2 separate regions of the Mus musculus genome follow, and region 1 is linked to region 2. Evidence: chromatin loops called from intact Hi-C (ENCODE). Cell type or tissue: heart. All regions are shown on one strand. Links, peaks and the distances in the headings refer to the core of each region. The heading gives the core; the rest is flanking DNA.

Region 1 (15,954 bases), core at 5,202-13,201, 240 kb before region 2:
CCCATTCCTGCTGCCCTTTCTTCTCTCCAACCACCAACCACAATCAACCTTCCTGGACTTAAATTGCTTCTGCCAGGTATTTTGTCACAGTAACAAGAAACATAACTAATATACTCTTTGCTCAAAAATCTTCAATTAAACACCAAGCTCCTTGAGAAGAGATTTTTCCACTGCGTTGTTCCTTCCACTGTGCCTGGCACAATGCCTTGTGCAAAATGATTACTTACAGAACATTTGCTAATAGAATTGGCCCAGTAATATACATACATACATACATACATACATACATACATACATATATGTGTGTATGTATGTATGTAGTTATGCCATCGTAAATATATTTTGTTGAGAAAATTTAGGTTGAAGTGTGGAACCTAGGATGGGGACAGATTGGGAGCCATTTCATTAAAACAACAGCAATAACACACACACACACCAAGCACAACTAGTAGAGCAGAAAGTTGGCTGAAGAGGCAAAACTCCAAATCAAGGCTAAAGCAATGACATTAAAATGTTTCCATGTCAAGAAGCAGCCCAGAAGAGCAAGGTCTTGAAATGATTTCTGAACAGGAAAAACTCCAGGGAAAAATCTGTCTTCATGATGTGAATAAAACAACTCAAATTGCTTGGACGGCATTTGAAAGGCCAGTGTTTTGTTTGCAGTTTTATTTGAATATACAGTAAGGTTACTTCAGTTACATTTTAACCCTTCATTTAACGTCACTCAGGTTGTCTCATTAAATGTCTTTGGCGGATTAGTCGGTGTGTGGAAGCCTCCAGTTCTTTCTTTGGACTTTGTTTCGAGTTAGTGGGCTTGGCTAAATGATTTTATATAAATTTACACTAAATTTTGTGTTTAAACATTTATCCTCCTTGAAGATACCACTGAGGTAATTCTGCAAACCTGTGTTAACTTACCTACGTCAGAAAGCTTTTGGGGAGCATTCCATGATACTGAAGACAAAGTATCTTAGCCTCACTATTTTCTAGGTACCCAGGCGGCCCTGGCCAGGCCCCAGGTCTTATTGGTTCCATGTTGTTTAATTTTCTTTTCAATTGCAGCAAGAACTTGACTTGCATATTGTTTTCCAGCCATATACCACGCCTCCTTTTTGAGTGGTGAGGATTAAACCTAAGACCTCATAGTGCTAAGCAAACACTCTACTGCTGAGACTGTCTCAGCTCCAAGACTAACTGTAAAGTAAGATCTACTCTTGTCAACTGTTTACCTTTCAACAGCTCCTTTGTTGAGAGGATTTTTACTGATAGTCACTGCAAGGAAACAAATACATGGGGTGTTCACAAATGTCATAGGTTACAAAGATCTTTTTGAAGTAAATAGTTATTTTGGCCAAGTGCTTAAACTCTCTATTGGAATGTAAGTGGCCTAGACCCTTAGCTCCTTTCAGAGATGTTGTATTAACTACTTTTCTTTTGCTACTGCCACATAAGCGACAAAAGCAAGGTCAGGAAGGAAGAGCTTGCTTTGGCTCAAAGTTCCAGTGTACATTACTGTGGGAGGATGACAGCAGATAGACCTGGAGACAGCTAGCTACATTCCATAGGCAATCAGAAACCAAGAATGGGAAGCGCTGGTACTCAGCGGGCGGGCGCTCTCCTTTTTTCTTCACTGTAAGACTCCACATAGATCCCTCCCACAGTTAGAGTGGATCTTCCCGCCTTAATAAACTCAATCTAGATAATCCCTCCCAGGCATGCCCAGAGGCTTAGCTCCTTGATGTTTCTAAAACCTCTCAACTAATGATCAATAAGCCATTGCAAATGCATTGGACAATTTTAAGGGGAAATCTCATTCTCCAAGTCTTTGTTTTATTCCTGTGTTTAAAGTGCGTCTGCCTTCTCTCTGCCTCTGTGAGAAATGTCCTTACCCACACCTTCCTCCTCATCCTCACATCACCCATCCTATAGAGAGTTGGGCAGGAGTTCAGAAGGCACTAAGAATTCTGGTTCAGGTGGAACAATACCTATTTACTGATAAATTATCCCAGATACCCAGACTGCTTTCTGGCTCTTCCATCTCAGTATCTTCCACTTGACAAGTCAATGCCAACTAAGAAACTGTCTTCTCAAATAGATCATCACCTTCCACCTAGACATTTCTAAAATCCCAGCATTAAAGATCACATGGAGAACTTTTTGTTTCTGCAAAGTGAGTGCCTGCAATTTACAAGGAGTGGAATATAATGATGAAAAACACAGCTTCTGCCTTCAAGGCACTTAATGTTTAGTAGAAAGAATGAAGTGTGAATACAACTAATTAGAATTTAAAGAACGCTCAAGTTATACAATGAAATACATCAAAGCCCTATGAGAACACACCAGGAAGCATCTAGCTTTGCCAGAAGATCATAAAATGTCTTCTGTAGCTGATCTGGCAACAGTTGGGCATGAAAAAGTGGGGTTAAACAGAAGTGGATGCTCACAGTCAGCTAATGGATGGATCATAGGGCTCCCAATGGAGGAGCTAGAGAAAGTAGCCAAGGAGCTAAAGGGATCTGCAACCCTATAGGTGGAACAACATTATGAACTAACCAGTACCCCGGAGCTCTTGACTCTAGCTGCATATGTATCAAAAGATGGCCTAGTTGGCCATCACTAGAAAGAGAGGCCCATTGGACTTGCAAACTTTATATGCCCCAGTACAGGGGAGCACCAGGGCCAAAAAGGGGGAGTGGGTGGGCAGGGGAGTGGGGGTGGGTGGATATGGGGGACTTTTGGTATAGCATTGGAAATGTAAATGAGTTAAATACCTAATAAAAAATGGAAAAAAAAAAAGAAGTGGGGTTAAAGGGAGAGAAGCCCAGGCAGAGAATGATATGATACTTTCTTTAGAAAATACTTAGATACTTACTTTACTTTCTTTAGAAAGTAAAGGTATAGGGAGGAACAGGAGAGAATGTGCCTGGTGAAGCAGATCAGATTGCCCGGGCAACAGAGTGAAGTAAGTTTGGAAGCAGCAATGCAGGGATCGGGAGACAGTCTAGTCTGGTGAGTAAACTGCTTTTGCATAAGCATGAGGACCAGAGCTCAGATCCCTAACATACATGCAAAAAGTCAGGTGTATCCACAAGCACCCGTGATCCCAATACAGCAGGGAAAGGACAGACAGAGGTCTCTGGAGCTCACTGGCCAACAACTAGTCTAGCCAAAAGAGCAAGTTCCAGGTTCAGCAATAAGACCATGGTCTCCAAAACAGAAGGTGTAGAGAAACTAGAAAGGTCATTCAGATGTTTTCTGCTAGCCTCCACAGGCACATACGCATACAGGCATGTGTTCCTGTACACACACACACACACACACACACACACACACACACACACACACACACACACCACACACACAGAGGCAGTGTTTTAAAAAGATTTCAAATTGGGCAAAGTGGCTTGCACCTATACTTGGAGCTCTCAAAAGGCTGAGGCAGGAGGTTTCTGAGATTAAGGGCACCATGAGGAATAAAGCAAAACTATGTTTTATTAAAGAAAGAAACGGAACTGGGGAAACGATTTTGTGGGTAATGTGCCTGCCATGCAAGAATGAGGACCCCAGTTTGGATCCCTAGAACATGCATAAAAAGCCATGCATGGTGGTGGGCACTCTCAGGGCTAGTGTTGAGAAAAAACAAGAACCATGAAGCTGCCTGGATCTCACTGGCCTGCTAGTCCTGCTGAACTGATAAGTTCCAGAGTCTGTGAGAGACCCCATTAAAAAAAATAAGGCAAGGAGGAGTAGATGGAGACAGCCAATACCAGCCTCTTGCTCCACCCCGACATGTGTACATACATGTACATGTAACATATACATGCTTATATACACAAAAGAAACCCATGAAGTTTGCAGATATGCTATGGAAATATGTGCTGCCATTTTGAATCAGGATCTTGGTGTTATAGTAACACCCAAAGCATGTAGGGAGAGAAAATAGGCACAGGACCCAAAGAAGTGAGAGAGGACACAGCAAACTCCCATTTCCTGTTTGTCGGTTACTGTTTTGCTCCTTCGTCTCACACTCCATAACATCAGACAAAAGAGCCTAAGTTGGAAGTCATTCACATTCAGTTGCTTTCTGTGCAAGGGAGCTGAGAAGGGAAAGGGAGAGGTAAATTGGGCAGCTGATGAATTACCAAGAAGCTGTTATGAACAGCTCTGCCATCGAACAAAGCTGCAAAACATTATTGCTTTTTACAATGATGCCCTCAAGAAAATGCAATATGTACGAAGCAGACATAGTACTGACTGTGGTAGCATCAAAGCTAAGGTGTTAAGCCAGATCACACTTTAAGGACATACATACACAACCCCCATGGCCAGCGCCAGCACCTCCCCGCAGACAGCTGCTAGGTTCAAAGGAATACAGGGAAGAAGAGAGATCTTTTATGTTGTTTTCAAAACACCACAACATTTCAAAGACAGTAGTGAAGATTTACATAAAAACAACTAAGGAAGCAGGACTTTCTCCAATATACCTGGTGTTTTCCTTTTGATTTGGGAAAAGGTGGCCACCTTAAAAACTAAGAAATATATGAAGTTATTAATATGATCTTTAGCTCCCCGCCCTTGGGGGAACTACACCCTAGGAGAGAGGCAAAGGTTACTTGGGCAAAGTTATACAATTCTAACAGCCATAGGTCCTTGGTGGTTTTTTTGTTTGCTTTGTTTTTTGGTGTTTTTTGTTTGTTTGTTTGTTTGTTGGCAAGGAAGTGACATGAGACATTAGGATATGGATGTGAAATAGTTGTTGAAGCCAAGCAAGTGGGGAATGGGAGCTAAGCCATCTCCAGTGGTGTAAGAATGCTAATGAGTTGAGCACCAGACAGATATTGACTAAGAGACACATTTCCTGTCAGCTTATGGGACAGATACACAATACTTAACACTTTGTGCTGCTTGTCACTTTTCTAATGACCTCGTGGATTTTAGCTGCTTTGGTTAACCTACCAGCCCTCTGCGGAAGGCACCATCATTATTCTTTCTGAAAAAGAAATTAAGAAGCACAGAGGTTGTAGACATCTGTACAAGGTCATACAGCTAGAGTCAAAATCAGGATTTTAAACTAGGCAGCTGTACATGTCTGATTTTAACCACTGTGTGTGTGTGTGTGTGTGTGTGTGTGTGTGTGTGTGTGTGTGCGCGCGCGCGTGCGCGCGCGTGTTAAGTGAAGTGATTGCTCTCAGGATAACCACATTTTCTAGAATTAATTGCTGTAAGCACTGTGTATTTTTCTTATTTGACAGGAAAATACAATACATCCCACATGTGGAAAATGTAATTGATGTACACATGCTTATTTTACCCTTGCCTACCTACCAAAAATCTTTGACAATATAGGGAAGGGCCAGTTTGCTCCACATACCTGCCTTAGGAATGGCTTTTCTAGAACAATTGAATATGGTAATTTCGGTGCTGGGTTTGGAGAACTTTCTTTCCCGGAATCAGACCATGAAACCTTTGTAGTCTTCAAGTTAGCTAATGTCTCCCTCAATGTGACCCCTTTAATAATCTTATTTGTTTTACAAGCCTACCCCAGCTTCTCCTCCCTTCTCTCTTCCTCCCAATCTTCCCACACTCACCCTCTCCCCTGCCCATCCATTCCTCCGCTGTGTCTCTTCAGAAAAGGGCAGGTCTCTCATGGATATCAAACAGCCATGGCATATCAAGTTACAGGAAGACTAGGCACCTCCTCTCCTATTAACGCAATGTGAGGCAAACTAGTAGAAGGAAAGTGTCACAAAGGCAGTTAAGAGGGTCAGAGCCAAGAGAAAGTACCCAAGGAGCTAAAGGGATCTGCAACCCTATAGGTGGAACAACATTATGAACTAACCAGTACCCCGGAGCTCTTGACTCTAGCTGCATATGTATCAAAAGATGGCCTAGTCTGCCATCACTGGAAAGAGAGGCCCATTGGACACGCAAACTGTATATGCCCCAGTACAGGGGAACGCCAGGGCCAAAAAAATGGGAAGAAGTGGGTAGGGAAGTGGGGGGGAGGGTATGGGGGACTTTTGGGATAGCATTGTAAATGTAATTGAGGAAAATATGTAAATAAATAAATAAATAAATAAATAAATAAATAAATAAATAGAGGGTCAGAGCCAGCCCCTCCTCCCACTGTGAGGAGTTCCACAAGAAGACCAAGCTATACAACTGTTACACATGTGCAGAGTGCCTTGGTCTGTTCCATGCAGGCTCCCTTGTTGGCAATTCAGTCTGTGTGAGCCCAGATTAGTTGATTCTGTAGGCCATGTTCTTATGGTGTCCTTGACCCCTTTGGCTTTGACAATCTTTCCTCCCCTTCTTTGGCAGAATTTCTCAAGCTCCACCTAATGTTTGGCTGTGGGCTGCTGCATCTGTTTCCATCAATATGCCCTTTTTATACAAGGCAATTGCTCAGGACATGAAAGAAAAGAGCAGGAAAGGTATGACCTAGACTTTGCATCTAGTGTTTTATGTATGTACACAATTAAATTTTCTTTGTGAAATGAGGTAGAGACCTACTTTAAAAATAAAAACCCCTCAAAGGCCACCTTCTGTTGCCAGGCAGGAACACCAGTAGAGCGATAGGAACAAAAACCCACCCACAAAACTTTCAAACACAAAATTATCCCGTCTACAAGAAATGCAGGAATGGGGAATGGAGTAGAGACTGAGGGAATGGCCAACTGATAACTGGCCCGAATTGAGACCCATCTTATGTGCAAACATCAATCTCTGACACTATTAATGATACTCTGTTCTGCTTGCAGACAGAAGCATGGCTGTCTTCTGAGAGGCTCCACCCTGCAGCTGTCTCAGACAGATGTAGACACCCACAGCCAAACAGTGGAAGGAGCTTGGGGACTCTTATAGAAGAACAAGAGAAAGGATTGAGGGCCCCAAAGGGGATAAGAACTCCACAGGAAGACCAACAGAGTCAGCTAACCTGGACCCTTGGGGCTCTCAGACTGAATCACCAACCAAAGATCATACACGGGCTAGACCTAGGACTCCCTACACATATGCAGCAAATGTGTAGCTTGGTCTTCATGTGGGTCCCAAACTGGAAGAAACGGGGGACTGTCCCAAAAGCTGTTGCCTATCCATGGGCTATGTTCTTCTATCCAGGCTGCCATGTCTGGCCTCAATGGGAAAGGATGCACCTAGTCTCACAGCGACTTGATGTGCCAGGGTCTGTGGGATAACAAGTATGAGCCCCTGGGCTCAGAAGAGAAGGGTGGGGGGAATGGGGGAAGGGTCATGGGCAGGGGTGATCGGGATGGAGGCAGTGAGCATGATGTAAAGTGAATAAGTAAGAATACATACATGCAGCCAGGAAGTGGTGGCGCACGCCTTTAATCCCAGCACTTGGGAGGCAGAGGCAGGCAGATTTCTGAGTTCGAGGCCAGCCTGGTCTACAGAGTGAGTTCCAGGACAGCCAGGGGTACACAGAGAAACCCTGTCTCAAAAAAACAAAACAAAACAAACAAACAAACAAACAAAAACCCAAAACAAAACACCCAAAAAACAAAACAAAACAATACATACATACATATACATACATACATACATACATACATACACACATACATATCCCATCAGAACTATGAACAGATTAGATTTGAAAAAGACTGAAAAACCTCATAGATTTCAACCTTATCACTGTATTGCTAAATTGTGAGTTCTGGAAACAGGACAGAATCATCCAACATCGTATTAAACGCCACTCTGGAGCTGTGTTTGGACTGCTCATCTGGTGTTCTTTCACTCACTACTTCTCTACTACACAGTAACTGGTTACAAACCCACAAGGAGATACAAGTCTCTAACTTGTACCTCTATGCATTTACTCTACAAATAAGAACATTTATGCAAGCGTGCACACACAACTAATATGAACTACTATAATAGCCCCAAAGCTGGAAACAACCGAAATATTCCCTGCTGAGAGCAAGAATAAGCAAACAATGGAACATTCATATAACAGAACGCCCTCCCAACCATATAAAATCATAGAACAAAACTATTGATACAAGCTGAATGGATCACAGAGGCATTATAAGTGACACAGAAAATCATAATTATTTTGAATACTATATGATTCTACTTACAAAACATTACAGAAATGACAAAATTATAATGATGAACAGACCAGTGGCTATAAGGAAGACAGATGTGACTATACTACAAATTGGTAGCACATGGGGTTCAACAAACAACTCAGTGGTTAAGAGCACTGGCTGCTCTTGCAGGTTTAGTTTCCACCATGCACATCCAATGATTCACAACCATCTGTAATGTCGGGTCTAGGGGTTCCAACAGTCTCTTCTGGTCTCTGTGAGCACCAGACATGCAGTCTGTGCACAGATATGAATGCAGGCAAAACATCATACACATAAAGTAGAAATAAATACCTAAATCTAATTTTTAAAAGGAGGTAGCACATGTGATTTTGAAGGGGAGATAACAAAATGACTTAATTCCAGTAGTGATCATGAGAATACATATACATGACAAAATATACGCCTCCTCCCAAGTCAAAATGTAAACAAACAAAAAAGGAAACTCTCTAGAGTTCCTATAAGCTTTTAGGCATGCCTAGGGAGACATTTCTGTAGTTTTCTGAAACTCTAACAATTACAAATGTCTGGTAAAATAGTTGAATCCAATATAATCTCAATCTCTTCCTCTGTGTCTCTCGTTCTATGCCTCTCCCTCCACACATATATCATTCTGCATCCTTCATTATTTTTATACCAGTCATAATTCTTAATAAGAATATGTTTTAAAAATGTTTGCCAGGCAGTGGTGGTGCACGCCTTTAATCCCAGCACTTGGGAGGCAGAGGCAGGTGGATTTCTGAGTTTGAGTCCAGCCTGCTCTACAGAGTGAGCCCAGGACAGCCAGGGCTACACAGAGAAACCCTGTCTCAAAAAACAAAAACAAACAAAAAAATTGTGCCTCTTAACTTGGATGCAAGCTCCTTAATGGTGGGGCCATTGTTTTGCTCACAACTGAATCCACAACATGTAGCCTAGTGCCTGACATACTGTAGGTAAAGCTACAAGTATCAGTTGAATCAGTCAACGAATAAGAATGACTGTGTTGACTCTGAAGTCAAGATATAATGAACAAAGCCTATACAGATAGCTTTTCACATCTGTAAGTTCCGTACCTGTGGATTTAATCAACTTCATAATTGAAATATCTGAACAAATTGGCATCCGTATTGAATATGTACAGATATTTGGTCTTATTCCCAAGCAATTTAGTACAACAACTATTTATATAGCCGCTACACTGTGCTATTATAAGTAATCTGCAAATATTTAAAGTATATACAAGGATATAGTTAGATTATATGCAAATACTAAATCCTGCTATGCCAGGGACTTGAGCATCTGAGAATTTTGGTATCTGAGCCAATCCTCCATGGATACTGAAGGAGAACTGTGCCGTGTTACATTTTTTTCACTACATGAGACAAATAGCGCTTATATTTTCTTTTTACAAGATGGCTCAAAATTGTTTTCTTTGATCTGTTTTGTCATCTCAATATTGTTTGCTGAAATATGAAAAAACGGAGAAATGTCTAAATAACAACATAGGTTTTAGGAGACCACATATTTTAAAATACTTCCTTTCTTACTGTTGAAAGAAAAAATTACCTTACCAGGGTAACTGGTTCACCCTTCTGGGGCATTAAAAACTATACTTCGAAAACCTAGCCACCAGGGGGAGCTGTTTACTTAATCATCGTTTTCTTAACAGTGCTAGTACCAAGCCATGTGCTGGGTATAAAACAAAAGAAGCTTATATACCCCATTTTATTTATCTAGTTTTCAGTAGAGGGACATCTAGATTGTTTCCAGATTCTGGCAATTATGAATGAAGCCACTATGAACATAGTTAAGCAAGCGTCTTTACAGTAGAAGGGAGCATCCATTTGCTAGATGCCCAAAAGTAGTAGAGGTGGGTCTTGAGATAGATTCTCAATTTTCTACAGAACAACCATATTAATCCCATTTGTAAACCATACAAATCCCACTTGTATAGTGGCTATACAAGTTTGCACTCCCACCAGCAATGAGGAAATGTTTCCCTTGCTCTACGTCGTCGCCAGAACAAGATGTCACTTGTGTTATTTATGTTAGCTTCTCTGACAGGTTTAAGATGGAATCTCAAAGTAGTTTTGGTTTGCATTTCCCTGATGGCTAAGGACGTTGAACACTTCTTTAAGGGCTTCTCAGCCATTTGAGATTCCTCCATTGAGAATTCTCTGTTTAGATGTGTACCACATTTTTAAATTAGATTGTTTGGGGTTCCTTTTATGTCTAGTTTCTTGAGTTCTTTATATATTTTGGATATTGGCCTTCTATCAGATGTGGAGTTGGTTAAAAAAAAATTCTTTCTCCACATTTGCACAATGGAATATTACTCAGCAGTTTAAAAAATGACATGAAATTTGCAGGCAAATGGATGCAACTAGAAAAAAAAAATCATCCCGAGTGAGGTAACCCAGAAACACAAACATGGTACATATTCATTTATAAGTGGATATTGCCTATAAAGCAAAGGATAATTATATTGCGACCCACAGACACAAAGAGCTTAGGTAACAAGGAGGCTTATAGGGGAATGCATGGATCTCCCTGGGACAGGGAAACAGAATAGATTTTGCTGGTGGACTGGGGGATAGTATGGATGGAAAGAGGAAGGATCAAATTGGAAGAGATATGGAGGGATAAAGTATAGGGACAGATGACTGGAATTGGAGGGCATATGGGGGGGGGACATAGAAACCGAGTGAAGTGGAAACTGCCTGGAATCTATGAAGGGGACTCTAGTGAAGACTCCTAGTAATGGGGGATATGGAGCCTAAGCTTGAACTGGCCATCTTCTATAGCCAGGCGAGGCTTCCAAGTGGTGGGGTGGGACACCAATCCAGCCACAAAACCTTCCACCTACAATCTGTCCTGCCTACAAGATGTGCTGGGCAATAGTAGTGCAGAACTTGTAAGAGTGGCCAAACAAGTGACTGGTCTAATTCAAGGCCATTCCATTAGAGGAAACCCATGCTGGACAATGCCTGGATGATCAGGAACTGGAGGATTGGTAGCCCAGAAACCTAGGGTAAAACTGAACATGGCCAAAAAAAAAATTAGGAAATCATTCATAATGATATTCAGAGATCAGTGTCTAGCCCAATCATCATAAAAGAGGCTACCTCCAGCCACTGATGGGAACTGCTACAGAGACCCACAGCCAAACATTAGGCAGAGTGTCTAGGTTGGAAGTCTCCATCATGCCCCTCCCCCTAGAGCTCAGGGACCCCCACAGAAGATGGGGAGGCAGAATTGTGGTAGCCAGAAGGGTCAAAGACACTAAGAGAGCAAGGCCCAGAGAACTAATAAATGCGACTCATGGGGGTTGGGGTGGGGGTGGGGTATTCACAGAGACTGACATGGTAATTGCAGAGCCTGCATGCAATTGTGCTAGGTCCTCTGCACATATGTTATGGTTGTTGGCTTGGTGTTTTGGGGGAACTCCTGACAATGTGAATGGGGGTGTCTCTGGCTCTTTTGCTTTTATTTGGGATCCTTTTCCTCCTACTGAGTTGTCTCATCCAGCCTTGATGTGAGGGTTTGTGCCTAGTCTTATTGTAACTTATTGTGTATTTACAGTTGGTATCCCTGGGAGGCCTGTTCTTTCCTGAAGGAAAATAAATGTAGGAGTAATGGATCTAGGGGAGAAGGCAGGGGAGGGGGAGCTTGGAGGAGTAAGGATGATGGGAAGTTGCTGTAGGGGTGTACTGCACAAGAAAAGAATGAATACAATTACAGGATATCTTACTCTTAGAGTTTTGTCTGGTGGAGAGAAAAAAAATTAATACACAAAAGTGCAGAGGTGAAAGTATGATTGGCGTACTCTGGGCATAGGAAAGGGAAGAACCTAAACTAGGTAGAAGAAGGGCAAGGAAGATGGATGGAACATGGGTCATGGCTTTCCTGGGGAGGAAGAGTCTTCAACAGTGCTTTATAGGACAGTCAGCCAGAAGAAAAGAAAACCAGTTAGCTCCTGCGTAGACAAGGTCTATGTCCATCACTGTACCTCAAGTGCCTGGCCAAGGGTAAACATGAACATAAGTGTTTGTGAAGTTGGTGAACAAAACATGAAATGCAGATGCTAAAAGAACAGACTATGAAGGGAACCACAGTCCTGATCATGGTGGGTCTTACATACCTTTACATTAAATGCAGTGGGGAAGCACTGAAGTCTTTGTGAAAGAGAAGTGGCATAATGCATTTGCATTGTAGAAAGCCCAAACTTTTGGATAGTATGGAACCTGGATGGTGAGGGGCAGGGTGGTGACAGAATGGATCAGAAAGAACCATTAGGCATAGCAGTTTTCTAAATGACTATGGCAAAGCCATGACTCCTGCCTTCAGGAAGCTGTTAGTTTAACACATGATATATGTATGGTCAGGAAATTTCAGTACAACAGTATAGTAGAGGTGCCCACATGATGCTCTGCTTAAGTTCATGTACCATGTGGGTGGCAATGGTAGTCCCAGAAAGTAAGTTTCTGACTATTACATGAGCTTTATTCAAAGCTGCCCTGGTTGTGCTTCTCTGAATAACAGAAGGAGGGAAAGACAGGGCAAGTAATGGAAAGTTTATACCTTCTTTATTCTTGGACTGGGATGCAGGGAAAATTTAGTCCCTCTTGGCACTCATGTCTGTCATAAGCATTCTTCCCCAAGACCTTCGTTTCTTGAAGATGAATACAGCATTCAAATATTCTCTACACACATTCAGAGCCAGCAATCTCTACTGGAAGGTCCAGAGAAATGCCAAGTCTAACATCTAAGGACAGGAAAGGAATTATTCTGAGAAAGAAGAGCTTCTTTCAGAAGCAGTGGATTTCCGAGGACAAAACAGAAAATCCTCGGTCCGTGTTCAGAAAAGGCAGGGGACCACTAGAAAACAAAACAAAACAAAACAAAACAAAACAAAACAAAACAAAACAAAACAAAAAAACAAAGCAGAAGAATGCAATCAGCTACAGCAGAAAAGTGCACTCCTCGGAGCTGGACAGGACAGGTCAGGTCAAGAGTGAGGAGAGGAGAGAGGCACCAGAGGAAAAAGCCCTACGGAAAAGAACATGATGAGTCATGTTTGCGCACGTAACTGATAGGAAGTCTCAGAATAGTCTCATCTCTGTGACAAAAGACAAGTATTTCTTGAGGATATAGTTCCATGGGTCTCAACTAAGTCATATGGCAAGAAGGACTAGTGCACTTGATGGATGAGTTAAGAAAAGGAGAGAAACAGATCTATATTAATATATTGGTGTCTGTCCACATATATTACACTACACACACACACACACACACACACACACACACACACACACACACACGCGCGCGCGCGCGCGCATATCACCCAGAACATGTTCTAAGTACAAATTCTTAAGGATAATATAAAGGAAGAAAAGTTCTCTGGAACTCCTGGGATGACAGCCTAACTTCACCATAACAAAATTCCATTAAAATTGAAAATGGATTTTTAAAAAAATGAGCATAAAATCAAAATATATTGCTAGACAAGCCTCCTTTACAACAAGTGGGCTCAGTTTCCTCTACTCTATATAGGATAATAGAAATACTAATCTCAGAAGATTTTGTATATGTTTATTAGATAGTGTCATTTAATCATCTTATACACTTTCTAATGTGTGATAAAATGTCAGTTTCCTTTTGTTTTTGTCTTGTTTCACCATGACATCTATGACTATGGCAACTGTGACTCCTCCTATAACTTTTTCATCATCTGCAGAAAGAAGCAAGTATCATTTTATCATCTGAAATACTTTTCTTTGGTTTAAAACTGTGATGTGCTTTGTTTTGTGGGACATCCCGGACCAGGCATGATTTGTTTTTACCATTTTTACCCTTTCCCTTACTCTTCCTTCTGTAGCTCTTGATCCCATTCGAGAACACAGTGACCTCCACACTGTAGGACAGGGTTAGCTCCTCTCTAAAAGGAAGACAGACTATCCTCCTGGTGCCACGCTATCACACTTCCCATCAGTATTCAGAAGAAAAGGTCAGTGCCCAGAGGGATTGACTCTCTCCCTACCAGGAACCACATCATCACCTATTTAGTATCATCATTCAGAGCAAAGGGGCAATGGCAGGAGGGAGTCAACCACTGAGTTTTGACAAAACACCAATCACATTTCATATGGTTAGCTAGAAAAGAATTTGGCTGGCCCAAACTTGTTTTTCTGCTCTAGGATACCCCATAATTAACACAATCCCCAGGCTTTGAGGGCCAAAAGATATTCGCTGGAATCTAAAAGAAATAGGTGTCAATGAAAGAAAGGTAACTACCATATTCATTTAGTTATAAAAATATATCACTGTAATTGCATTCAGATTTAAGTCTTCTTTATAGTGCTTCTGGAGGGAGTTTTCCATCTGTTCTGTGCTGGGAGCTCCAAGCAGAGTAAAATCTCTGTATACAGGAAGCTCATTAAAACACTTGCTAACAAATGTCTACTTTCTCTCATTCAATTTCCATTCTATGTAGCATAGCAGGGAATCAACCTATTAGCCTGCCTGCCTGCCATTGGGGTGGGAAAGAGAGTCAGTTATTAAAATAACAGCAACTCTGACATTATACAAGTGCTGCTGGAGTCACAAGGAAATAGGCTTACCCAGAGATCTCAATGAGTGTTGCCTTGCTGTGAAAAGCCATTATATATACATATACATATACATATACATATACATATACATATACATATACATATACATATACATATACATATATACATTCACACATATACTTGTGTGTGAATGTTCTGTGAATATAACAGAAAAAAGTTTCTGTAAGTTACAAAATATATGTACATATATACGTATGTATTTGTGGTCATATATATATATATGTGTGTGTGTGTGTGTGTGTGTGTGTGTGTGTAATTTTACATAAATTTTATATTACATAACTCTCTCAACTACTCTTAAGGTAAGGCAAGTAAGCCTGTTTTCCCCACCCCAATAGTTGCTAGACAAAAAAACCTAACTTTACAGAGCCACTTTCTCATACAAATTTGCCCTTAGTGACACCGTTAACTTCATTCACCCATATCTACCTAGTGAGGCCATGGAGAGAATAACAGTACTGTACAGTCATCATGGTTTAGCATAAAGAGAGCTCTGTAAGCTATTTCATGTCTATATCTATCTTTACAGCAACCCAAGAGGTATATGGATCAGAGTGATGTCTGCATTTTATGGATAATGATTAACAGGTCCATAGGAATAAAAAAAAAAAATCAAGCAAGCTTGTTAGTGTTGGTTCCAACGTAAGCTGAGCTGCCAACTCTGAAACAGATTATCTATGTTCCCTCCCTCCCTCCCTCCCTCCCTCCCTCCCTCCCTCTCTTTTTAACAAGGTACACATAGCTAAGGATTACCTTAAACTTTTGATTCTCTTGCCTCTATCTCCCAAGTGCTAGGAATTCATTCAGTGCTGGACATTGAACCCATGAGGGCTCAATGTATCTCTAGCGATAGAGCTAGATCCTCAGCCCACCCACGTTCCATTAGAACCATCAAAGTCGTCCTGCTTTTTGATCACACTCTTTGTAGCTAAAACTATTATTTGGGAAAACTGGCCCCTCTTTCTTTTGAGGAGTTTCATGTGCTGTTTCTGTGTTTTATTAGTACTTTTTTTTCTACCCCAGAAGGCAGCACAGTCAAGTAGAAAGAGCTCTGTATTGGAAGTCAAGTAGGCTTGACTGGATTCTAATCACTTTTCTCTGAGCTTATCTTTCTGACCTGTAAAACAGAAATAACACTATCTCAGAAGTAGTTGTGAAAACCAAATGAACTAATAGAGACAGGGATCTCATAGTACCAAGTACACAGTAGGAGTTAAATAAATACGGAT
Region 2 (15,954 bases), core at 4,173-12,172:
TTTCCCCTTTAGAGCCTTCTCCATTAGTGTCTGTTTCTCCTTTTTTATTAAATGTCTCATAACCTCAATTTTTACCATACACACTTAATAGATGTATTTATTTAAGCCTGTGCCCCAGAGTCTCTTGGTTTCGCAAATTCCCTGTCCTTTCCAGACACTTTCTGAAGCCAGGTATGGTTGTATACACTCATAGAGGTAGGAAAATGAGTGCAAATTCATTCCCAGATACATAGCATGTCTCAAGGCAGCCAGGGTTACATGACATCCTGTCTTTAAAAAGGCACAGACGGTGTGGGGGTGATGGCTCAGGGGCCAAGAGAACTGGCTGCTTTCTCAGGAGATTTGGGGTGAATTCCCAGAATCCCAATGGTGGCTCCTGACCCTCTATCTGTAACTCTACTTCCGGAGGATACTAATTATACCCTCCTCTGGCCACCGAGAAAACAAGGCTTACATGTGTCATACAAACGTGCATGCAGGCAAAACACTCAGATGCATAAACACATAGGTAGAAAAGGCAAAAACAAATAAAACTGATAATCACGGAGGATACTTCAGGCTGGCCTAGCTCAGTAGCTCAACTTCACCTTCATGAGTACCTATTTATCTGCATAAGCCACCTGGGCAAATATGTATAGTTGTGGTTGAACTTGTCCCAACACTCCAACACATATATGCATAGGCTTGCTGCCTTTCTCTCTCTCTCTTGTCCTTGGTTTTTTTTTTTTTTTTTTTTTTTGGTTTTTCGAGACTGCGTTTCTCTGTGTAGCCCTGACTGTCCTGGAACTCACTCTGTAGACCAGGCTGGCCTCGAACTCAGAAATCCACCTGCCTCTGCCTCCCAAGTGCTGCGATTAAAGGCGTGCGCCACCACACCCGGCTTTGTCCTTGTTTTATTATCAGACTGTGTAAGTCACAATCTCCTTGCCTCAGTTTCCCAGCTGCTGGGACTGCAGGCATACAGTACCATGCTTATTGTTAGTTACAGCTTTTGCTCCCTCAGCTCCAATCAATCTCTCATTGAAAATATTTATGGGGTAGAAATTATTCTAGGAGAATGCTTCTCCACAGAGCACGACAGCGTACACTTCTACAATGCCAACACTTGGGAAACTGAAGCCCGAGGCTTGAGAGTTCAGGCCAGTCTGGGCTACAGAATGAAAGCCAAACGAAACCAAACCAACCACGCCTCCAAACGAATCCACCAATCAAAACACACCAGTTGAATACTGTGTTGCAGTTTTTCCTCAGCCATAAAACCTTCCATTCTGCAGAGAAGCTCCTTAAACTCCAGAAAGAAGACACATGCAAGTCGGGCGGGGTGGCGCACGCCTTTAATCGCAGCACTCCGGAGGCACAGGCAGGCGGATTTCTGAGTTCGAGACCAGCCTGCTCTACAGAGTGAGTTCCAGGACAGCCAGAGCTACACAGAGAAACCCTGTCTCGAAAAAACAAAAAAAAAAAAAGAAGACACATGCAAAGGCATCAGAAGTTCTGGAAGTAGACCTTTCCCTCCGCCACCACTCTTGGACCAGCTGAGCTGCCTCGATTAGGCTCAGACCAACAGGGCTTCCTTGAAGAGTCAGAGACCAGCTAAGTCATGAGCAAGCATCAAACTAGCCACACTGCCCGACATCTATCTTTTAGCCATTTCTGCTCCTGTAAGTAACCCCTGGCCCTTATTCCTGTAAGTAAGCCAATAAAACTCATTGATCCACCGATTTGTATTTTGGTGTATCCTTAAGTTGGTCTGTCATTGGATAAGATTTTTTTTTCTTTCGTGTCTCCACCGGAATGATATTATAAAAGAGCCAACAAGATGGCTTAGCCGATAAAAACACTTTCCTTTTGCCTGGCGATGTGAGTTTGAGCCCCCAAACCCATGTATGCTTGCTAGCTTTATGCAAACTTGACAACAAGCTAGAGTTACTTTAGAAAAGGGAACCTCAGGGGTTGGACAGATGGCTCAGCAGTTAGAATTACTTCCTGCTCTCACAGAAGACACTGGTTCAGTCCCTAGCACCCACATAGTGGCTCACACCCATCTGTAATTCTAGTTTCAGAGGATTTGATCTTTATAGGCACCAGGCATATGTGTGATACACATATGCGTGTAAACACTCATACACATAAAAGCAAAATAAATCTAAAAAGAGAATCTTTTTTTAAAAAAAAGAGGCTCTTAGGCCCATTGGTCTTGCAAACTTTATATGCCTCAGTACAGAGGAACGCCAGGGCCAAGAAGTGGGAGTGGGTGGGTAGGGGAGTGGGGGGGGAGGGCATGGTGGACTTTTGGGATAGCACTGGGAATGTAAATGAAGAAAATACCTAATAAAAATAATCTCAAGGGCTGGTGAGATGGCTCAGTGGGTAAGAGCACCCGATTGCTCTTCCGAAGGTCCAGAGTTCAAATCCCAGCAACCACATGGTGGCTCACAACCATCTGTAACGAGATCTGATTCCCTCTTCTGGAGTGTCTGAAGACAGCTACAATGTACTTACATATAATAAATAAATAAATCTTAAAAAAAAAAAATCTCAAAAAAAGAGGCTCTTTCCCTTTCTCTCTGTGCCCTGTCTCCCTCCCTCCCCACTTCTGTCTCTCCATGGTGACTTCCCTGGCCTCTGTGCTTGGGGTCAATGAACTGGCCCACCCAAGAGCAGATTCCCAACAAACCTGCATTTAATATAAAAAATAAAAGAGAATCTCAATAGAGGAAATGACCCTACCAGATTAGCTTGTTGGCAAGCCTGTGGTATATTTTCTTGATTATAATGTTTGATATGTGGGAGTGACCAGCTCTTGATGGATGTTGCCACCCATTGGCTGGTGGTCCTAGACTGTATAAGAACGCAGGCTGTGCAAACCTTGGTGAATAAGCTAGTAAGCAGTATCTGTCTATGGCCTCTGCTTTAGTTCCTGTCCTGATTTCCCTCGGTGATGAGCTGTTACCTGGAAGTGTAAGCTGAAACAAACCCTTTCCTCCTCAAGTTGTTTGGCTTTTCAAGACAGGTTTCTCTGTGTAGCCCTGGGTGTCCTAGAATTCACTCTATAGACCAGGCTGGTCTCAATCTCAAAAGAGTTTGAGGGGGAAAATGAAAGGATATTGACTTGGGAATCTCCATCACTGATGATGGGGATGAGTCTTCCAATGGAAAAAATAATCAAGAAATACAAATGAAGTTCAAGGCTTAGATAGGGTGGAGAACCACGCAAGAAATGGCAGCTGAAGAGCAAGCCAGAGATGAGGGAGGCTGAGGAATGTTGACAAAAGTGCCAGCTGGACACCATTGCATACACTAGCAAGATTTTACTGAAAGGACGCAGATGTAGCTGTCTCTTGTGAGACTATGCCGGGGCCCAGCAAACACATAAGTGGATGCTCACAGTCAGCTAATGGATGGATCACAGGGCCCCCAATGGAGGAGCTAGAGAAAGTACCCAAGGAGCTAAAGGGATCTGCAACCCTATAGGTGAAACAACATTATGAACTAACCAGTACCCCGGAGCACTTGACTCTAGCTGCATATGTATCAAAAGATGGCCTAGTCGGCCATCACTGGAAAGAGAGGCCCATTGGACTTGCAAACTTTATATGCCCCAGTACAGGGGAACGCCAGGGCCAAAAAGTGGGAATGGGTGGGTAGGGGAGTGGGGGGGAGGGTATGGGGGACTTTTGGGATAACATGGGAAATGTAAATGAGAAAAATACCCAATAAAAAAGAAAAAAGGGAAAAAAAGTGCCAGCTGATAGAAGACGGGTGTGTGTCACAACAATTGTCTCCTGGAAGCAGGAAGTCCTTAAACTCGGAGATTCAATCTTCTGGAATCCATAGCCACTATGGCTCAAGATCTTCAAACTAAGATCCAGATAAGGATCTCCAAGCCTCCAGATAAGGGTCACTGGTGAGCCTTCCAATTCTGGATTGTAGTTCATTCCAAATATTGTCAAGTTGACAACCAGGAATAGCCACTACAATCCACCCTTGTCAACTTGACACAAATAATATCTCATGTTCACATGAAACAATAACAAGGTTGTAAATACGCCTAACATGATATAACTATCCCTCGTACAATCACAAACGCATTAGTAAATTTACAATGGGCATTCATATTACTTTATAATCCTCGTTTCTGAAACTGGTTACGTGGCCTTAATTGGTATTTATAACTACCTTCCTCTACTACCCATTCTGTATTTCCTTCACCTTCAGCCAGCACCTCAGCAGGTCTTGGCTCTTTTCCTGGAGGATTGACCCATACCATAAGTCTTTCCTGACTCCTAAGGTTTAGATATCTCCTCCAGGGTTCCCATAGCACCTGGTTTGCCCATCATTGCGTTCCTTACTATGGCAAGTCCTAAAAACTTATTTACTTATTTGTAGACAACAGCCTCCTAAACTGTGGGTCTTGTGATTAAATTCGGGGTTGGGAAAAGTCTGGCAGCAATTGGTTAGTGAACGTGCAACAACCCCAAATGGATTCCAACTGAAAGGCCAGAGAACCCGAGGTGCTTCTGGTGACACTTGTCTGTGCTGCATTCTGTACCCTCGCTGTAATCTTGGCACAAAATCCAGGAGTACACTTAACGGCACAGGCCGTCAAGATACACGATGCCAGCAAACACTGCCTGAACCATACTGACTCAAATCTGAGATTACTGTAGGATATGAATTACAGTGTTTTTACTGGACAGTTTTCTGTTCTTACAGAAATGCAAAGGTTTAAGTATGAAGAACGGTGTTTTAATATTTCCCTGTCCTCATTCCTTAGAGTGTTAAGTATCATATTAGGGTTTCTTTGGATGGTACTGGGCAAAACACTTGAATTAAAAAAAAAATCCTCTTTGAGGTTGGAGAGATGGCTTATTAGTTAGGGTCACTGTCTGTTCTTCCAGAGGACTGGGGTTCAATACCCAGCATACACATGGTGCTCACTACCATCTATAACACCAGTTCCAGGGAATCCAATGTCCTCTTTTGGCCTCAGATTGCACCAGGCATACACATGGTACATAGAAATATATGCAGGCAAACAGCCATATTGTAAAATAAAATACTTAAATTAAAAATTGCTGTCTAAATTGCTGACTTGAGTCTTATAAAACCTTTTAAAATAAATTTGGCTTGGAACTAGAACAGAATTTCAGGCAACCCCTGAAACGGTAGTAAGTACACTTCTGTCATTTTATATTACATATTTAAGTAATGTGTGGCATTCTCAGTGTGACCAGTGTAAAATATAAATATCGATCACCCCTGGAAAACCATAAAGATACTTTAGATCTGCAGTACCAAATATTTAGTCAAGTTTAGTTTAATCCTTTAAAAATAAATGAGCAATTCACTTCATTAGTATTTAAATGTTCTTTCATCCTTAATAATATACATGCATTTGATGCCAGCACTCCAGAGGCAGAGGCAGGTGGATCTTTGTGAGTTCAAGGCTAGCCTAGTCAGAACAGCCAGAACTACATATAAAGACCTTATCTCAAAAATTAAATCAAATTATATGTAGACTAAAGAAAATTTGAAATAAAATTGACTTATTCTTAGTAAATATTTGATTTATATACCTATATACCCAGAGTCACCTAAAACTATTGTTCAGGGCCTGCCATTGGAAAGGAAGTTTAAATGACCTGCTGTTAGGTCACCTCATCCACCATCTTGCCCAGTGGGTAAAGTCTCTGTAGAACCGCATCTCTCAATACTCGCCAGAGAAGCTGCTTCTTGTAGTATTTAGTGACTAAGCACAAAGACTCACAACTGGTCAACGTACAAAAACTGTGAGACTATAGGGAACTCAGCCTTAAATAGGGCATACATATCACACTGTTCCCCAAAGCCTCTGCATCTTCACAGAAGAGGGGGCAAGAAAGAGTCCCAGACACCAGTGGTGGGTGACTTCAAGGAAACAGTGCTTACAGACCCAGCAGGCAGATGCACATAGGAACTCAGTGCTTGTGACACTATGCATAGATGCCGCACAAGCTCAGACAAAATCTCAGCATAGTGTGTGTGTCGGGATGGGTGGCCCTGAAATCCTATTAGCATAGGAGTGGCTGGTATTTTATAACTGCTAGGGGAGGAAGGATCCAGTTTTCATGAATATTGTGACCCATGGTATATCAGTCACATTCCAGGACAGCCTCTACACAGAGGGCAATGCAGTGTTTGATGATGAACTCCAATTACTGGTAAATAACACATTGCTAACTCTAGCTCAACCACTAAAGATGTTTTAGGCACATTTCTTTAAGTTCAAGGCCAGCCTGTTCTACATACTGAGTTCCAAGCCAGCCCCATAGCAGCAGCAGTTTCTGTTGTTTGGCTTGGCTTTGTAGCCCTGGCTGTCCTGGAACTCCCATAGACTAAGCTCGTTTCGTACTCAAGAGATCTGCCTGCCTCTACTAACTCCCAAATGCTGGGACTAAAGGTGTACACTACCACTGGTCAGCACATTTCTTCAGTGTTGTAAATGATGATCTTGACCGTTTCCTGCCTTTACCTCCAAACTGTTAGGATTATAGGTGATTTCCCCGCCCCCCCCCCAGGGCCTTATGCAGGCTAGGTAAGTACTGTACCAACTTAACTGTATCCCCAGCCTAGAAGTTTTAAATAAGCAGAGTGCAGTTGTTCTTGTCACAAAGTGTCTATGAGATAATGGATATGTTTGTATTCTTATACTGTAAAATTCAAATATATACAAAATTATATTTAAAATTAAATTAAATTTTTATTTATTTTGTGTGGCAGGGCATATGCTATGGCCCATATGCCACAGCCAGAGGACAATTTATGAGCACGAAACAGCTTGGGAAGAGATACTTCTACCTGGTGAGTTAGCTATCTTGTTAGCCCTACAAGATCATTTAAAAATTTCATTTTGTTTTTGGGACAGGGTCTCACTATGTAGCTTTAAAAGTATTAGAACTTATTTAGACCAGACTAACTCAAGAAATCTGCACATATCTGCCCCCTGAGTGCTTGCATTAAAGGTCTGGGCTACCACAGCTGGCTTTAAAAAATAACTTTTAAAAAGAAAAAAATTAAGCCAGGCATGGTGGTACATAACTGTAATCCAAGCATGCTGGAACCAGAGAAAGAATTGCCAGTATTTGAGATCCTGCCTCAAAAAAGATGCCCCCACCCCAAGAAAAGCAAAGAGAAAGAATTTATAATAATGAAAAAAAACTATGAAAAGATAGACATATCTTAACATGATTCCATTGGGCATCATGCAAGTCGGGCGTGGTGGCACACACCTTTAATTGCAGCACTTGGGAGGCAGAGACAGGCGGGTTTCTGAGTTCAAGGCCAGGCTGGTTTACAGAGTGAGTTCCAGGACAGCCAGGGCTACACAGAAAAACCCTGTCTCGACCCCCCCCCCAAAAGAAAAAGACCCGGAGGGAGGGAGGGAGGGATGAATAGACATCTCAGCCATTCAGATTCTTGCTGCTCTGGGTAACCTGTAATTCCAACTCCAGGGGATCTGATGCCCCCTTGTGGCAGCCATGGGTATCTGCCTGTAAGTGTGCAAACCCACGTGCTCACACAGGTACACATAAATAACAAACATCTTAAGCCCTGGGTGGTGCCACGTGCCCTTAATCACAGTACTCAGGAAGCTGAGGCAGGCAGATCTCTGGGAGTTACAAGCCAGGCAGGACAGCCAGGGCTACAGAGAAACCCTGTCTCGGAAAAAAAAAAAAGCAAACAAACAAAACAAAACAAAAAAAAGAAAACAAACACAAAAGGGAGTTAGGATGTGGAGGCCAGTCGGCTATATAATGTCTCTTTAAAAATAAAAAAACCTTCAAAAAATTTTAAAGAGGAAATCATTAGCTGTAATCCATGTCATTAACTCCCCGATGTCTCAACAGTAGCCTCTCGTTACAGGGCAGCAGTATCCTGGAGCCGATGTCTATTTTGTGGTACCAGGTTGCAAGAAGCAATTGGGAGAAAACAGCAAAGTACTAATAGATAGATACAAGACTATCAATTCTTGGCTTGGAAGTGTGACAGGAAGTAATTTAAAGTGTGTGCCTGCCTGTTGCTGTGTTGTCTGTTTCTTCTCCCATTTGCAGTTACAAAAGGTCAGCACATAGATGACTAAGGTGACTTTCTTACCACAGATGATGCCCTCAAGAGGACTCCAAAGATGCATGACCCTCTTGTATCCAAACTTGAGGTCCTAATATGCATGGGTTGCAAAAACCCCGGGGTGGTGGTGGTCCTTTACAAAAGCAGAGGAAAAAGCCAGGGGTTGACTTTAGGAGGCCAATCAACTGAGGCTTCGGTAAATATGGAGACACAGACTACGAGTCCACTTCCCCTCAAGTAATGGGCTCTTCGCACAAAGCACTGTCTCCCAATGGTCTCTATCCTGAGCACTGGGCCTGAGTGTGAAGCTACCTTCTTCAGCCTTGCTAATACTGTGCGTGCAGCAGGGAGTACCTATCACTGGATTCTGCAGACCACTTCCTTACCAGGGAGGGGTAGGAAGGCAGGCCAATAAAGATAGTGCCTTTCCAAAACTCAATTCTTGGTATTTCGAAATAATCCTCAGTTTAAGAGTCATGCTACTAACTGACTCTAACACTTTTAGTAGGGAACACCGTTTTATTTTATTTTTTTTTATTTTTATTTTCTGAGATAGAAAAGATGGCTCAAATTCATGGCAGCTTTCCTGTCTCAGCCTCTCTAGACTAGGTACGCACTCTCACCCTTGTCTCCAGCAGAACACTTCGAGATCTGGAAAGAGTACTTGGGACTAGGAGCCCCCGGCCTTATCTTACAGAAGCACTGGCTTTGGGTACCTGTTCTCAGATCTCTGGGGATAAAGGTGAGGAGAGCGTAAAACAGAACCAGGTAAGGTCTCTCAGATCACAGGGAGTTTCCCATTAACTGCACCACTGGGGTGCTGCCTCCTGCTAAATAACTAGTTAAGAATCCACTGCCAAACTAGGGTAGTGGCTCATGCCTGTAACCTAGTACTGAGGAGGCGGGAGCAGCATTGCCACACAAATTAAGGCAAACCTGAGACACTGGTGTGTTCTAGGCTGATCTGGACTACAGACCCTGTTTCCAAAACCCTAAGAGGCTGGCCGGATGGCTCAGTCTCAATGCATGACCTTGATTCCCAGGACTCACATGGTAGAATACATTCATCAGCAAAGCATCGTTAGAAACAAAATAAGACTATAGATTCGCTGTAGGGAGCTGTACAGGATATGGGAACATACACACACACACACACACACACACACACACACGGACACACACACACACACACACTTAATCCCAGCACTCGAAGGGGCAGATCTCTCTCCCAGTTTATAACTAGCCTGTTCCTGGCCAGCCAGGGCTATAGTGAGACCTTGCCTCAAACATATGAGGGACTCCCCAAAACAGATGTGGCTGGTGGATATAGGCACTTGCTGAGGAGCCTGGCTTGAGTTAGATTCCTGAGCCCTACGTGGTAGAAAGACAATTTTCAAGTTGTTCTCTGACCTCCACAGGTACATGGTATCTCACACACCCATGTGCACATAGATAGAAAATGTAACCTTTTAAATTGTGTTGCATTGAGACATAATGCTATTGCATAATCCTGCCTAAGATATAAGGATCCTTTTTTCCAAGACAGGCACACTATATATGCTAACAGCCTATTATTACATCAGCTGTCTCTTACTTCACCTGATGGTCCCAAGGCACAATAGAGATCTGGGCAATTTTATTAGTGGAGCTGTAATTGCTCTTACCAGTGCCTAGTTTATAAATATCATAGGTATACTTGTGTAGTGAAAAATCGAGTTTATACATGGTTTTATAATACCTATGGTTTCAGGTACTCAGTATGGTTCTTGGATAGTATTATTTGTGGATAAGTAACTATGGTATTCTGAAATGATGAACCTTGACACACAGATCCAATACTTCAGGAAGTAGCAATTATGTCCCTGAGCTTTTTTCCAGAAAAAAAAAAAAAGATGTCATAGCTTACTCTAGTCTCTCTTGACTCACTTTTGTCAAAAGTCTAACCAACACAGCTATCCCCACATTCAACAAAAGCATAATGAAGTCAAAAGTAGAACCAGAGGCGGGGCGTGGTGGTACATGCCTTTAAGCCCAGAGGCAGAGGCGGGATGATCTGAGTTCTAGGCCAGCCTGGTCTACAAAGCGAGTTCCAGGATAGCTAGAACAGAGGAAACCCTGTCAAAAATCAAACGCCCCCAAAAAGCCAAAGAAAACCAACCCTCCCCACAGAAAGGTAGATCAAGGTTTAAAAGAACAAAGGAGCGCTCTCCACCGAGGTCTATATTCTATGAGTCTCAAAGAAAACTGTATATCCTTATACAGTCATATACAAAGAAACTCACTTAAAATTTTGCAATGCATTATATCTTATGCTTAAATTCTACGTGCTTACAATCCCAAATTTTATTCAGAAATTAAGCACTGGTAAAGGAGGGAAATTACCACATTAGACAAAATCAGCTGAAAAGAAATAGGAATTTGGATTTCCAGGAATAAGTGGCAGAAACCCAGAAGGAATTAATTATTTTTGATATAATTCATGTATAGTACACAGAATTAATTAGTTCTAATTCTCACTAAACCTCAGATACTTTTATGTCTTGCTTTCTCTTAACAAGGTGGCTAAAATAGTTAGGAAAGAGAGATGTGCTGGCCAGTGAAACACCTAACACAAGCCAGAAGGGAAATCAGATATGACAGTACACCCAAAACTGCACACATGACAGACATTTTATTAAGTTTCTTCTACACAATACAGTAAGTTCAATTGAGAGGCCAAACGGATCCAAGGAAGATAAAAATTAAATACTTAAATTAATCAAAAGGCACTGCGACACCACCTAAACCCACCACCTCAGAGGTAGTAGGCTAAGGAAGGTCGTGCTACAGCAAGTTACCTAATGTGAATGTTAGCAGTTACATAGCAAGAAGCAAGTCTGTATTACCGAAGATATTGTTACAATGATCACTGAGTCCAAGATATTTGGCCAGGAAAGGGTCACAATAGCTAAAGGTAAAGCCAACTGGAAAGGAATAGGTGTAGAGAATCCAAGCGAGATAGAGAAGAGTTAAATAGCAATGGATCAGGCTTCTTCCTCCCAAAACCTAATTACTGCATTGAGCTACCTGCCCCTGCCTTACAGGATGCTCAACTATGTTTAAGGATGCTCAGGGTTCTTGCTGCAGACCTCTGAAAATGTATTACACATGGGCTGGCTTTGTTGCTAGTTATTCTGAATGACGAAAACCCCAAAGCGTTCACATGCAATGGAGTATGAGCTTTGCCAATCACGTCCTAAGGACCTTGTGGAATACTCTCTTAACAGTCTATACACCTTTCAAGAGCTGAGCTCAACTTAAAGCTGCAAGGTTCACAAAATAAACAAGAAAGCCAGGATACAACAATGCAGGTTGAACATCCTAGCAGCTAATAGCAATCTGTCTTTCTCCCATTTAGGACAAATGGTAATATAGCTAATGTGAGATGGAAAAAGCTATACTGAAGCAAGCTGGGTCTTCTGCTCAACTCACCAATACCAAGAAAAACAAGGGGTGGGGTTGGTTTATTTTCAAAATGCTTCAGAAGTTATGTTATAAAGGAACATGGCTGAACAAGTAGGAGACAGATTCTCCATTGTGGGTTCTCCTGATGGCTTCTGCAAGGATCATAGAGATGTCAATCACCTAGAAAGGCAAAAAAAATGCACCAGGTTAGTATGGAAGAGCAGAGTTTATGGGCTTAGCTGTAGCCTATATGAGCAGCCTGGAAAGCAAACTTAATGAAGGATCTAGCACTCAACTCCTCCCTTGTACTATAATCACTTAGGAAGGAGTTAAGATGCAAACCCTGACCTGATCATTAAAAGAGTGATTCTGTACAGGCCAAGTTCATGCCTAGAGCAGGTGAAGAGGATGGTTCAGCAGTTAAGAGCGCTCACTGACTGCTCTTCCAGATGACTAGAGTTCAAGGTCAGGTGGCTCACAACCACCTTTAACTCTAGCTCCAGGGAATCTGATACCCTTTTGGGATCCTCTACATGTGATCCGTGCACTCACGCGTGCACTCACACATGTGCGCCCACACACACACACACAAAGTAGCCAGATGGTAGTGGCACACACCTTTAATCCCAGCACTCAGGAGGAAGAGGCAGGTGCAGCTCTGTGAGTTTGAGTCCAGCCTGGTCTACAGAGCAAGTTCTAGGACAGCCATGGTTACACAGAGAAACCTGTCTCTAAAAACAGACAGAAACTCACAAAAAAGAGCATGCCTATAATCCCAGCACTTGGGAGGCAGAGGCAGGTGGATTTCTGAGTTCCAGGCCAGCCTGGTCTACAAAGTGAGTTCCAGGACAGCCAGGGCTACACAGAGAAACCCTATCTCAAAAAAAAAAAAAAGTTTTAAAGAATATACAAAGCTGGATGTGGTCCAGCATACTCTTGATCCCCGCACTTTAGGAGGCAAAGCCTGGTAGATTCTGAGTTTACTGCCAGCCTAATCTACACAAATTCTAGGTCAGCCAGGGCTGCAGTAGTAGGACATTGTATCGAGTAAACGAACAAAAAACTCATAGAAGGAAGCCAGGCTTTTAGCTACTTTCGAGGCTAAGGCATGATTCCAAGTTCAAGGCCTGCCTGTGCTACACAGTAAGTTCAAGGCCAATCTGGGTAACTTACTGATACTACAAAGTAGGACTCTGGACACAGTCCTTATCGCCAAAAGAAAAAAGGAGCTAAGGATGGGTTTAGAAATTCAGTGGTAGAATGCTTACCTACAGGAACAAGACTTTGGGTTCCATTCTCAGAACAAAACAAACAGAAAACCCAAAGAAGCTAAGCTTCAGTATTAACACATCTGACTTAATGTTACCATCTGCAAAACACTTAATGGAAATTTGGTTTTGGATCAATCACCTGTATCTTGGAGCAGTGTTTCATCTTGTCCTCCTGAGGTATGGTATTGGTAACTACTACTGCTTCAAAGCATGCATTGTTGATTCGAGAAATGGCAGGGCCAGAAAAGATTCCATGCGTCAAGATAGCATAAACTCTGGTAGCGCCAGCTGAGAGAAGTCTAGAGAAAAAAAGATCTGATTAATCTGACATTCAAATAGAGAATCTGAATTGGGAAGAAGGCAGAGTATTAATTTGTCATAAGAGAATATCAGACAAGTTTGTTTCACAAACAAGGCTAAGACAAACAACATAGGCGCTCACAGGACCTTCTAGTATACAGGGAAAGAAAGTATAGCAAACAGTTTCTTTTAATAAGGTCACTAATCCTATCATGAGTGTTCTGCTCAAGATCTCACTATGCCTAAACACCTCCCTGGCTAATCTGCAAAACCACACCTGGGGCTAGAAGTCAACACATGAATTTTAGGGGGACACAGTTCTGGACTTATTAAAGAATAAAGCCTGCACTAAGCCTTATTGTGGTAGACCCTTAAAAAATTACCAGGAGTAACCTGTGCTCTTCCTTTCTGTATGGCAAAAAGAGAAATGCCCTTCAATATGATATGAAAAACTATACAATAGAACTATGTATGGTTTCACAAGATTGCAAATTTATAACTGTGATGTGAGAGTAAGCTTAAGCAGAAATACTTAATTTGCCTGTGCTTTGCTGCCCAGCCTAGGGACCTGAACTTGATCCCTGGGACCCATAGGGTAGAAGGAGCGAGCCATTCTGAAGGTTGTCCTTTGATTTCCACATGCTTGCCATGGTATGTGTAAAGGACATCTAGGGATTTCTAACAAAACAGAAAGGTAGCGGTGTAGAATATTATAAATATAATTGTCATTGAATTAGATGGTTAAAAGGGTAAACTTGGGGGGCTAGAGAGATGGCTCAACAGTTAAGAGCAACAACTGCTCTTCCAGAGGTCCTGAGTTCAATTCCCAGCAGCCACATGGTGGCTCACAATCATCTGTAATGGGATCTGATGCCCTCTTCTGGTGTGTCTGAAGATAGTGACAGTATACTCATATACATAAAATAAATAAAAGGGCAAACTTTACCATATAAAAATTGTTCTGACTTACTTGAAGTTAGAATTTTTGGACTTTATAATGGCACAAACATACTATCCATTCAGTAAAAAACAGGTGTAGAATTTTCATCTTTCCCTGGTCTAGCAATATGCAATCAATATACTGTCTTGACACAGCTTCCAGGCAGAAATGTAATCATGAAGGGAGACAACCCAGTCTATGGTAGATTGTGTTACTAAGTAAGGGCTTTTAAAAGGTAAAGTGTATGTGATGGATTTAACTTTTGATAACTCATTAAGGATATCCTGGATGTAAAAGCAGTGTCTGTTTATAAAAGTTAAAAATCTGAAATGAGGGCTGGAGAGATGGCTCAGCAGTTAAGAGCACTGGCTGCTCTTCCAAAGGTCCTGAGTACAAATCCCAGCAACCACATGGTGGCTCACAACCAGCTATAATGAGATCTGACGCCCTCTTCTAGTGCATCTGAAGACAGCTACAGTGTATTTAGATATAAAAATAAATCTTTAAAAAAATCTGAAATGAGGAATACTTACTAATCTATATGTTATTAAAAGTTAACATGATCAGAATATCCCAAAGCTACTACTCTACTTACCCTTCAGTTGTGTTTCAGAAAGAATCAGTAAAGAGTAGTTTAGCTTTTTATTTCTAACTAGCCTGTACTCACTTGTCAGCGGCGTGACAGATTGTACCGCAAGTGTCAGCCATGTCATCCACAAGTATAGCCACACGGTCCTTCACATCTCCCACAAGTACCATGCGGTCCACTTCATTGGCCTTCTTCCGTTCCTTGTGAATCAAAGCAAAATCCACATTCAGCCGGTCTGCAATGGAGGTCACTCTGTAAAATAGATGTTCAAAGTTAGGAAAGACAAAAATCCAAGGCAAAGCGGCTTCCAAAGCTGGGAGTGTCATTTAGTGGTAGACAGCTGGCCCCAGGTTCCATCGCTTGTGCCCACTTACACAAAATAACGGAATGTTTTTACTGTAGGAGAATACTCCTTGAAAGTAAGACAGATCCCTGAGCTAGAAGAAAGCAACTATCATTAACATCCCACAAAACAAACAATACAAACTGGATTTTGTGGATTGATGCTTCTGTAATACCAACAGCAGTATAGGAATATAATATTCAAACTTGCACAGTCCATAGTATATAGATGGGGTAGGCATACCCTTCACCAGTCCTGGGAAGCAGCATATACTAAGGTATATTAGCTTGCTAACTAAAAGCAGAAGATAGAGAGAGATCTTATAGCTAGTGCAGGGAGTGTACAGATTATCCCAATTTCCATCATGGAAGACTTGTGAGTCTAGAATTAGTGACAAGTGAACCTGAAGGTGGCAGGAGTGGAGTAAAGCCTACCCTCTCTCCCCAAATGGTGGTAACAGCTACCACTGGTGGTAAATAGCAACTGTACCTGCTCACCAACCTTGAGATTCCTTCTAGAAAGAAAATTAAGCCAATTAACCAGACAAACAGGGTATGTTATTATATAGCCGAAATTATTATCAAATGAAGAAAACTCACTTTTTTCCCATCAAAGGCAGGTTAGAAGACAAATCTGACAATAAAGTACAATACAGTTCACTTATGCAGAAAGTCGTTCAGTGGCTCTTGTTCTTCCTCTTTCCCCTTTGTCCCTTCTCTCCCCATTCCCTCCCCACTCTCTCTCCATGTGCTCATGGCTGGCCTCTACTCATCTTCTCTCTCTCTCTCTCTCTCTCTCTCTCTCTCTCTCTCTCTCTCTCTCTCTCTCTCTCCCCTATTCCTCAACTCCCCTCTCCCATGCCCTAAATAAACTCTATTCTATACTAAATAAATAAAAGAAAACAGTCATTTAATGTAAAGACAATAGGCTACCTCTATGACATTTGTACCCAGGCACC

The links. Hi-C counts contacts between places; a loop is a spot of excess contacts. Peaks named below come from ENCODE experiments on the same cell type or tissue, not always from the same donor. Only the 100,000 strongest peaks of a DNase experiment are listed, where the experiment ranks them.
Region 1: it touches region 2 in a loop (4-fold over the local background); 16 of 42 quality-filtered maps call a loop at or near these places.

The regions. Positions count from the first base shown.
Region 1 is chrX:140,716,377-140,732,330 of GRCm38, reverse strand. All of the region lies in intron 3 of Mid2 (midline 2), which reads right to left. Among named protein-coding and RNA genes, the nearest start is that of Gm23199, 45 kb to the right of the region's middle. In heart, for the core only: a CTCF peak has its summit at 9,720 (motif pointing right); no DNase peak of the experiment used is centred there.
Region 2 is chrX:140,470,948-140,486,901 of GRCm38, reverse strand. Prps1 (phosphoribosyl pyrophosphate synthetase 1) reads right to left here. Exons shown (of 7, transcript NM_021463.4): 5 at 14,732-14,905; 6 at 12,964-13,123; 7 at 10,762-11,733. The coding sequence ends at 11,641. Among named protein-coding and RNA genes, the nearest start is that of Prps1, 22 kb to the right of the region's middle. In heart, for the core only: a CTCF peak has its summit at 7,515 (motif pointing left); a DNase peak (open chromatin) is centred at 7,531.